2 separate regions of the Homo sapiens genome follow, and region 2 is linked to region 1. Evidence: chromatin loops called from intact Hi-C (ENCODE). Cell type or tissue: endothelial cell of umbilical vein. All regions are shown on one strand. Each heading gives the region's core, and the rest is flanking DNA. Links, peaks and the distances in the headings are about the cores only.

The links. A loop is a pair of places that touch in the nucleus more often than their neighbours do. Peaks named below come from ENCODE experiments on the same cell type or tissue, not always from the same donor. Only the 100,000 strongest peaks of a DNase experiment are listed, where the experiment ranks them.
Region 2: a loop joins it to region 1, with 10 times the contacts of the local background. A loop is called at or near these places in 13 of 110 quality-filtered maps.

The regions. Positions count from the first base shown.
Region 1 is chr12:69,385,434-69,390,636 of GRCh38, reverse strand. YEATS4 (YEATS domain containing 4) reads right to left here. Exons shown (of 7, transcript NM_006530.4): 7 at 1-490. The coding sequence ends at 321. Among named protein-coding and RNA genes, the nearest start is that of YEATS4, 28 kb to the right of the region's middle. In endothelial cell of umbilical vein, for the core only: a CTCF peak has its summit at 2,096 (motif pointing left); DNase peaks (open chromatin) are centred at 576 and 2,066; H3K27ac peaks cover 625 bases.
Region 2 is chr12:69,636,815-69,642,348 of GRCh38, reverse strand. LOC105369823 (a long non-coding RNA gene) reads right to left here. Exons shown (of 5, transcript XR_007063358.1): 3 at 3,335-3,539. Among named protein-coding and RNA genes, the nearest start is that of LRRC10, 29 kb to the right of the region's middle. RefSeq lists an enhancer at 2,800-2,879. In endothelial cell of umbilical vein, for the core only: a CTCF peak has its summit at 2,739 (motif pointing right); a DNase peak (open chromatin) is centred at 2,748.

The sequences.
Region 1 (5,203 bases), core at 204-5,203:
TAATGAAATTTTGATGCCTGTCAAAAGGGTAATAAGCTATACATATACTACAATAAACATTTTTAAAAACTGTGCTTAATATCATAGAATTTTCTTAAAATGGGTTGGTAAAATACCTATATAGCATCCATTCTTACACACATATTTTCCATTAAAGATTGCTTAAATAGTACAAATTCCTATTGCTAAGAAATTCATGGTCAACAGCTGTATATGAAGTTCCTCTAAGAAACATCACAGCATTTGCAGTAAGTCCATTTCTCCAGTGAAGCCCACCTTATTTTCAGTTTAGCTTACTACCAAGTTCTCATGAGAACTGTTTATATGTCTTTTGCTTGGTCATCTTCTTCAAGTTTTCTGATTTCATTTTTTAAACAATTTATAGTTTCACGACTTGCTTTTAATCTCTCCTTAAGCTCTGCAATCTCAAAGCTTGTTTTTTTCTTAGCAGCTTCTAATTTTTCTCTGGTTTTCACTTCAAGCTCTGCAACTAAAGAAAACAAATACTTTTACTAAAGTATTTTTCTCACATGTTTAAGATATATGACAGGGTAATAAATATGGCATTTCCTGACGACAATGTTTCCATGATGAAATGTGGATAACTTAAGAATTACAACATTAAACATGGGTGCAGGTTGGGGGAGGGGAAGAATGTCTGAATTCCCAAGAGAGGATCTAAGATGTTTCCTACAACTAAAAATAAAATTCTGGTCACCAACTCACAGTTAAAATTTTAAGACATAATGTCCTTTTTTCCATACACATATTAAGATTGAAATAAGGGGGCACACAAACCCAAGATACATCAGCTAATGAGAGGTGACTGGGCGCAGTGGCTTATGTCTGTAATCCCAGCACTTTGGGAGGCTAAGGCAGGTGGATCACTTGAGGTCAGGAGTTCGAGACCAACCTGGCCAACATAGCAAAACCTCGTCTCTATCAAAAATACAAAATTAGCAGGGCGTGGTGGTGCACACCTGTAATCCCAGCTACTCTGGTGGCTGAGGCATGAGAATCACTTGAACTTGGGAGGCAGAGGTTGCAGTGAGCTGAGATGACGCTAGTGCACTCCAGCCTGGTCGACAGAGTGAGACTCTGTCTTAATGGGTGGGGGTGGGGGGGAAGCGTTAACTACAAGTATTCTTAAATTTATATACAGGTGAAACTTTTTTTTTTTTTTTTTGAGATGGAGTCTCGCTCTTGTCGCCCAGGCTGGAGAGCAGTGGCATGATCTCAGCTCACTGCAACCTATGCCTCCCAGGTTCAAGCAATTCTCCTGCCTCAACCTCCTGAGTAGTTGGGACTACAGGTGCATGCTGCCATGCCCGGCTAATTTTTTGTATTTTAGTAGAGACGGGGTTTCACCGTGTTGCCCAGGCTGACTGCGAACTCCTGAGCTCAGGCAATCCGCCCTCCTTAGCCTCCCAAAGTGCGGGGATTACAGGCATAAGCCACCAGGCCCGGCCCAGGTGAAACTTATAAACAAAATCACACTATCAATACAAGCCAATATCTTTTTTTCAAATAGGTGGCAATAACTGCTAAAATTTGAATCCCAGCTCTGCCACTTACTAGCTGTGACACTGTAAGCTATTTCACCTATGTTCCTCACTTATGAAACAGAAATGATAATGGCAAATACTTCATAATATTATTTGTTGAGAAAACTTTTGAGACAGGATCTTACTCTGTCACCCAGGCTGGAGTGCAGTGGTGTGATCTTGGCTCACTGCAAACTCTCACTCCCGGGTTCAAGTGATTATCCCACCTCAGCTTCCCAAGCAGCTGGGATTACAGGTGTGAGCCACCACACCCAGCCTGTTGAGAAGACTTAATGAATTAATTTATGTAAAGTACCCAGAATACTGCCTGGTACAGAAAAAGCCCTATCAACTATTGTTATGAGAAAAGAGAAACATTAAGTGATATCTGAAACTATCTATCTATAACAAAGTACTAAAGAAATGTTACTGCAAAACAGGACACATCTATTTAAATATGCCACTTGGATATGTAGCATGATGTTTTACAAAGAAAAATATCTGCTTGTGTCTAACATTTCCATCTTGTGGACATTTTTGGTAACTGCTGCTCACTATTAAAGTACACTTATACTTACTTTCACTAATAAAAGATGGTCACTAATTGGAAGCCAGATGGTTTGGTGGGAAAAAAACCCAACTATGGAAACAGAAAAGATCTGATTTCAAATAAACCCTTGCTTCCTTATTAGCCGAATGCTAACATTTCTAAGGCTCCATCAATCTCTTTGTACGATACAGCTAAAACTAGGTATTTCTCAGAGGATTTACGAAGATTACATGAAGTAATTATATGTAAAGCATCTAGCACATAAAAAACATGCAATACACGGTAAAACCCTGTCTCTACTAAAAATACAAAAAATTAGCTGGGCATGGTGGCGAGCACTTGTAGTCCCAGCTACGCGTGAGGCTGAGGCGGGAGAATGGCGTGAACGCAGGAGGCGGAGCTTGCAGTGAGCCGAGATCGCGCCCTGCACTCCATCCAGCCTGGGCGACAGCGCGAGACTCTGCCTCAAAAAAAAAAAATAAAAATAAAAAAAATAAAAAAATTCAATGAATATTAATGAGTTCTTTCCTTATTTTGCTCATTGCTGGTGACTTGCTTTTTGTGATTGTCAAAACAATTCATATTTTACTTTGTAATTCTTTTCATTCTTTTACAAATTATTTTTATACATAGGTAGTACACACAAGATTACAAATTAAAAGATTAAAGAGTAGACAGTGAAAAAATATGCCCTTCTACTACACTTGTTCCCCAGCCTGCCATGACCAATCAGTGCTTCTTCCCAGAGATAATCACTGTTGTGTTCTCTGATATCTTCCCAGAAATAGTCTGCTGATATACAAAGCATATACCCAAGTGCAGTTTCTTCTTCTTCCCAACACAAGTGGTATCATTCTATACACATTGTTTTGCACCTTGCTGTTTCACTTAACATTATATCTGGAAGCTCACCCTATAACACAGAGCTGTCTCATTCTTTTTAATGACTACAGAGGACCTAATTGAATGGATAAATAAAATTCATTTAGTCTGCCCCCTATTGATGTACACTCAGAGTATCTCCATTTTTTTCTTTTACAAACAATGCAATAATGTGTATGCTGTAAATAATCATTTTAGTATATTTGTAGGATAAATTCCTGGAAATGGAACTGTTATAGAATATATATGTACTTGTAATTCTGGAAGAACATCAAGCAACTCAAAAGGATCTACCAATTTATAATCCCATTAGCATTGTGTCTGTTTCCCTACTGCATCAACTTTTTGGTCTTACCTAACCTGAAAGGTTAAAAACAGTATTTCTGTAATTCGCATTCATCTTATTACTATTGGGGCTGACTCATCTTTTTTATAATGTTTGAGACATTTCTCCCTTTCTACAAATGATCTGTTTTCCTTTTGCTCATTTTCCTATTGGGTTATTGGCCTTTCTTATTGATTTGTAAGAGCTATATACAGCTTTATACAGTAGTCCCCCCTCATCCATGGTTTCATTTTCCATGCTTACAGTTAGCCACTGTCAATAGCGGTCTGAAAATAGGTGAGTAAAAAGTAGAATAAGATTTTTTTGGGGGGTGGGGTGGGGAAAGAGCACACATTTACATAACTTTTATTAGAGTTCATTGTTATAATGTTCTATTTTATTAATTAGTGTTGTTAATCTTTTATTGTGCCTAATTTATAAATTAAACTTTATCATAGGTATATATGTATAGGAAAAAACAGTATATAGGGCTTGGTACTATCTGTAGTTTTAGGCATCCACTGGGGTTCTTGGAATGTGTCCTCTCCAGATAAAGGGGGACTACTGTATGTTAAGAAACTAGTCATTTGTGACATGAGTACATTTTTCTATGGCCTGTCAGTCTTTAGACTTTGTTCCCAGTGCTTTTTACTATGCAGAAATTTGTATTCCCCTATACCCTCTCTCCCCACATCAATTTAAAAAACACACTGAATGATATGCGCTTTGTTAGATGCTGGGGTACAGAGGCAGGAAACAGGTAAGAAAAAAATGCACTAATGTTATGAGGTAATCATAGGGAACGACAAGAGTAGACTGGATTCAAATCAAGTAGAAAGGGTGAGTTTTATGAAGGAGGGCTTCTTGGTAGTAGTAACATCTAAACTGAATTTTAAACAATGAGAAAGGAGTTAGGTAAATGAAGTGGGCATACAGGCCCAGGAAGCAGCATAAAGACAAGGAGTCCTGTATAGCTGTAAGCGGTAGTTTTAAAACTAGCCAGGGAGACCTGATTAACTCAATTGTCAGAAGGACAGCATTCACTGTAGATATAACATAGATTTGTTGTTTGATTCATGATACTTTTATTTTTGACAACTTGTAAGACTGCGAAGGGCACTAGATGTTTGGAAGAAGACATGAGTTAATTAGCAATGAGATCCTGGGGGAAAACATTTTAAAACTTCTTTTAGCTTGTTCCAGTGTTCTGCTTCCTATGTGTTAAATGCTTATACAAAAAAAGAAAAGTTTCTGTTTTTAATTTCCCAATGAAGCTCAATTTCGAGAAAACAAATCCAAAGAATTACTACTTTTATAAAGTCAGTTCAGCATACTGGTTAGGAGACAGACTATCAGGCTTTTTACAACTTATTAGTTAAGTGGACAGATTTTGGGTTTAAAATGCAGGCTCTACTGGGTAATTTTGGGCAAGTTATCAAATCTTTCTAGAGCTTTTACCTACAAAATGGTGCTAATCATAGTATCTTCCTCCTAGGGTTATTTTAGAGTATTAAATAAGTTAAGAAATGGAAAGTGCTTGTCAGGTACATAGTAAGCTCTCACTAAGTGTTCACTATCATTTTTACTATTTCTTGAAGAAGCAACTAAAAAGCTAGATCATTAGTGCTTAAACTTCCAATATACTCCATAATAAATATTCTCTCTATAAAAATACTATTAAATTTTTGGAGCCTAAGTTCTGAGGACTGCCAGGGATCAAGTTCTGATTCTACTACTAACTAGCTGTGTGACCCTGGGCAAGTTTCTTAACCTCCTTATACCTCGGTTTCCTTTTCTAAATATTACCTAATAAAGCTGTTATAGAATTAAGTGAGTTTATACATGTACAGACTCAGAAGAATACAAATAGTAAGCACTGAATAAGTCTGGCATTTTATTATT
Region 2 (5,534 bases), core at 207-5,206, 250 kb before region 1:
TCGTGCCTCGGCCTTCTGAGTCGCTGGGATTACAAGCATGCCCCACCATACCCGGCTAATTTTTGTATTTTTAGTAGAGACGGAGTTTCACCATGCTGGCCAGGCCACTCCTGGCCTCAAGTGATCTGCCCACCTTGGCCTCCCAAAGTGCTGGGATTACAGGCGTGCACCACTGTGCCCAGCCTGGGATATGGAATGTGTTAAAGCCAGCTTTACTCTCCTAAGGACAAAGGCAAGCCAGTAAGTGGAGGAAGAAACAGCTAAGCCAGAGTTGGTAAATCCTGCTGGTGGGAGAGATGACTAAGGACAAGATCAAGCCCCCTCACTGCAGGGGAAATAAAACTTCTAAAAGTTATAAGTCCAAAAGTTGATAAAAGACTGGAGTTAGGCAAAACGTCAAATATAAGAGGCAAGAATATGCCCATGTTCTTGAGTTCTTTCCGTGATGGGCACTGGCTTTGTGTTTGGCCAACATAAAGTTTAGAGCCACTTTCCTCTGAATATTTCAAGTGATACTCAGAGAGCCTGTGGAAGGAGCACTGAGGCGTTTGAGAGCAAAGAGCAGAAAGCCAGCGTCAGAGTGGAAACAACCGTGTCCTTCAGCTGTTCCATCAAGGTCGATGGGGTATGGCCCCCCAGCCACCAGTGCAGTTCTCTGCAGCTGCCTCACCTCCAGTACCCAAGGCTAAGGGAGTCGATGTCTCTCCCACACACAGTTTTTGCAAATCCCACTCTGTTGTTACCCCACTGAAACATGCAGCGTAGGGTGGGGCACAGTGGCTCACACCTGTAATCCCAACATTAAGAGGCCAAGGCAAGAGGATTGCTTGAGGCCAGGAGTTTGAGACCCACCTGGGCAACATAGTAAGACCCCATCTCCACACACACAAAAAAAAACTTAAAAATTAACCAGGCATGCTGGCATGTGCCTATAGTCCCAGCTACTCAGAAAGCTAAGACAGGAGGATGGCCTGAGCCTAGGGGGTCAAGGCGGCAGTGAGCTATGATCACGCCACTGTGCTTCAGCCTGGGTGATGAAGTGAGACTGTCTCCAAAAAACAAAACAAAACAAAAACATGCAGTAAAAATCAGATATAAGTATGTGTCCTAGGATTCAGAGCTGTTCAGAGTTGGTGGTGACATCTAAAACTGATACACACAATCCCCCTCCCTCAGGGCCTCCTAGAACCTAAAAGAGCAGATACAGGGTGGCATGGGCATCACTGCCGCCCTGCATCCATAACACCTGCTGGCTGGGTACCAGCCAGGTATCTTCTCTACGTATTTTTCAGCAGACAATGTGTACTTTCTATGGTCTGTGGTCCACAGTATACCAGGGGAGTAAGTTCTTCTTGTTTTTTGTTTGTTTGTTTGTTTTTCCTAGAGATGGATCTTGATGGATCTTGCTATGCTGCCCAGGCTGGCCCTGAGCTCCTGGACTCAAGTGATCCTCCCACCTCAGCCTCTTGAGTAGCTGGGACTACTGCGATATGCCACTGTGCCTGGTTTATGAGCTCTGATTTTACATTCCACATATAAAACATATTTTTATATATGTTTTTATATATGTTTTATATATACATTCCACATAAAAAACATATTACATATTCCACATATAAAACCAAATTTCAAACATGGCCTGGTCAACATTTGTGAAGAAGTGAGGTCTTTGAACATAAAAGTAAGAATATGAGCTTTGGGCCGGGTATGGTGGCTCACGCCTGTAATCCCAACACTTTGGGAGGCCAAGGTGGGCAGATCACCTGAGGTCAGGAGTTGGAGAGCAGCCTGGCCAACATGACAAAACCCCATCTCTACTAAAAATACCAAAAAAATTAGCCAGGCTTGGTGGCAGGTGCCTGTAATCCCAGCTACTCAGGAAGCTGAGGCAGAAGAATCACTTGAACCCAGGCGGCAGAGGTTACAGTAAGCTAAGATTGCACCATGGCACTCCAGCCTGGGTGACAGAGCGAGATTCTCTCTCTCAAAAAAAAAAAAAAAAAAAGTGGAATATGAGCTTTGGACTTAGATTTCATGGATTCAAATCTTGGATAGACCACTTTTGGTGACAAGTTACTTAACCTTTCTGTGACTTGGTTTTCTCACAAATGAAATGGAGATAATAGTAATACCTATTTTTGTGGGTATTAATAAACTCATATTACACAGCTAGCCATATAGCATACACAATACATACTTGCCATCATGTTTATATCATCATATTATTAAATAGTATGGTGATTAAGAGCTGAGGCACTGCTCTAGTCGGGCTCAAACACTTACTAGCTGTAAGACCTTGAGCAAGCTACCGAACATCCCTTAACCTCAATTTCATCAACTACAAAATTGTGTTAATGCCAGAACCTTCCTCGTCAGGTTGTTTGAAAAATTAAATGAAATTGTGAAGATAAAGCTATTAATATGGGGTCTGATGCAAAGTTATGACTCAATAATTATTAACTATTTTTAATATTAGTTAATAAAATGGGCCAGACTTTGGAGCAAAACATTTGGGATTTTTTTTCCTCTCCTTCCCCCTCCTCAGATTTCATAATTTTTAATGTTTCTTCCCTGAAAGTATATAAGTGACTATTTTGCGAAGTCAAATATCTATGGACATTATTTCTTAAATCTCCTACCTTGGACCGATTTGATAAAAACAGCGTATAACAAACTACACGTGGCAGAAGCAAAGGCCAAGGGAGGAACACCAGCGAGGGTTTCTCCACGCTGCCTCCAGGTGGCAGCACTTAGCATGGCGAGCCTCAAAAGGCCCAGATGAGAGCCTCCGCTTCAATCCATCTGAAACCAAGGGTGGAAGCTATGTTCATCCCTGAGGGCGACTGAAGATTCTCAGATGCACTTGTCATTGCCTCTGGGGAAGGAGGCTTGGGACATGGATGGACAGGGCTGGGGCGATCAGGGCTGCCCCTAACGTATGCAGAGCCCCTGTGTGTGTAAATAATTTGAGTCATTCCAAATCAGTATGTTGAAAAAAACAAAACACCGCACCAGACCCAGGAGTGACCCATGCATCAGTCAGGTTACTCCTGGAAGCAGGGCCTGCAGGAAACCCCACACGCCTTAGAGCGCCTTGTCCAGATGGCATTGCCAGCCCCGCCAGTCCCAGGCACCAGGGAGGGACTTGAATATGAGAAACTTTAGAGGAAGATGCTTCAAAGCACAGAGGGGCTTTTGAGTAGAAACAGCCTTTCTTATGGGCGGGGGGTTCTGCATCCCTGAGTCCAAGATAATACACAAGCACACACACTTTAATTATTTCTTTAAGCTCTTGTTAATGTTTAAAATCTCCCCTTCTAAATGGATTGCTTACCAAAGACAGAATCCAAGAAATTGGCAGCTGAGGGTCTTATCAGGAGGGGGATATGGGCCTGGCACGGTGGCTCACGTCTGTAATCCCAGCACTTTGGGAGGCCGAGGCAGGTGGATCACCTGAGGTCAGGAGTTCGAGACCAGCCTGACCAACATGGAGAATCTCTTCAAATCAGTGGGGAATGTGGAATGGAGAGCCTCTTCATCTGCAAGACATCAAGGAATAGACCTCAGAGGCTGCTGATACCCACTGGCTCCCGGTTGGTTGGAGTAAATGCATTCACAGTAGGTCTTCATGTCACTGACCTTCTGTTCTTAGAACCTTGAGGTGAGAAGGAAATTTTTGTGTCACCTGGTTCAGTGCCTTGTTGTGTGGTAGAATTCTCTCTACAATCATCCTGCCAAGATTCATCCAGCTGGAATCCCTTTAGTGAAAGACAATTCACCCTTCCTGAGACAACACACTGCATGCTGGGACATTACACTCTTTAGAGGCCTTCTCCATGTTGAGTGAAAAGCTGTCCCCTGACAGCCAGATCCCACTGGTTCTGATTCTGCCTGTGGGTCCACACCTAAGTAGTCCATCCTCCTGCCTGCTCAGGACCTGCCTCAAACATCTGAAGAGTATGATGCTTCTATACATGCCCTCAACACACACACACACACACGCGTGCACACACACACACCGTTTCTTGAGACCAAACCTTGCCAAACCAAGAATCAAATTGTTCTTTACATCTGATGATCTTGAGTCCTTCCACTGTCCTGATCTGTCTCTGCTGGCGGTGTCATAAATGGTCCTACTCAAATGTGCACCCAGAAGCAAGCACAGTACTCCCCATATTTGATGGGTGGGAGGTGGAATTTTTTTTTTAACCAGTGCAAAGTAGAGCAGCAAAATCAGCCTCCTTGTTAGGAACACTCAGCTTCTAACCATGTGGCCCACGATGCTGTACCTCCCAGAACCTAGACCACTGTCTGGCACTGGGTAGACACTCAAGAAGTATTTGTTTAATATACATGAATGATATTTTGAAAGTGTAAGTTCATTTTTGTTTTACCTTTTTGTAGTAGCAGTTAGTGATTGTTGTTGCCAATAGTCAGGAGGAACTTTGGGATTTCATATCTGACGTGACTCTGCAGGCTGGGCTATTGGCTACCTGTAGCAAAGTCTACTAATTGTCTCCCAGTATCCATTCTATGGATCACAAGTGACTACATTTGGGCAATAGAATGTGAGCAAAGCATGACAGGTGCAATTTGCAGATCATCTCCTGGAAGGAGAAGCTGTGGCGCTCCCTTTCTGCATTCCTGCTGTCTGAGAGATGGGTGACTGGAGCGATCTTGGAAGCCACGTGTTGAGGATGACAGGAGCCACCCCCTGACCCTGGACCTGTTTCATGACTTGTGTGACACTGGATTTGGGGGTCCCTTTGTTATAGCATTTCAGCTGGTATCCTAACTAATACAACAACATATCCTAGAATTTTATCTCAGGACCTCTTCATAGTATCAGCCCTCTCTCCCATATTACCGTTTAGTAATATTCCAGATCCCGTTACTGCCAGTACCATAATCACAAGGTCTCTGAGCAACAATGACAATTCCAAGGACTAACCTTAGGCTTACTGTTGTCAATCAACATTCGACACTCTTGACCGGGTGTAGTGGCTCACACCTGTAATCCCAGCACTTTGGGAGGCCAAGGTGGGCAGATCATTTGAGGTCAACTAGCCAACATGGTGAAACCCCATCTCTACTGAAAATACAAGAGGTAGCTAGGCCTGGTGGTGCACGCCTGTAATCCCAGCTACTCAGGAGGCTGAGGGACAAGAATCTCTTGAACCTGGGAGGTGGAGGTTGTAGTGAGCCAAGATCACACCACTGTACTCCAGCCTACACTTTAAAAACTCCAAGGCAAAAATATCTGGACAATAGTTGAAAAAATGAAATTTAATTAAAATATTGAAAGTGTTATTATAAGAAGAAATCATCAAATAAAGACAGAGATGCCAACTTATTTTCTCCTCAAGGTCACTACCAGCGACAGCTTTGCCTTTGATCCTGTTGTTTTCTTTGACCTATTTATGGTGCACCTACTAGTCTCACAGCAACCATGCAGTGTCAGTCATTATTTACAGATGAAAGTCTGAGGGGGCCGGGCGCGGTGGCTCACGCCTGTAATCCCAGCACTTTGGGAG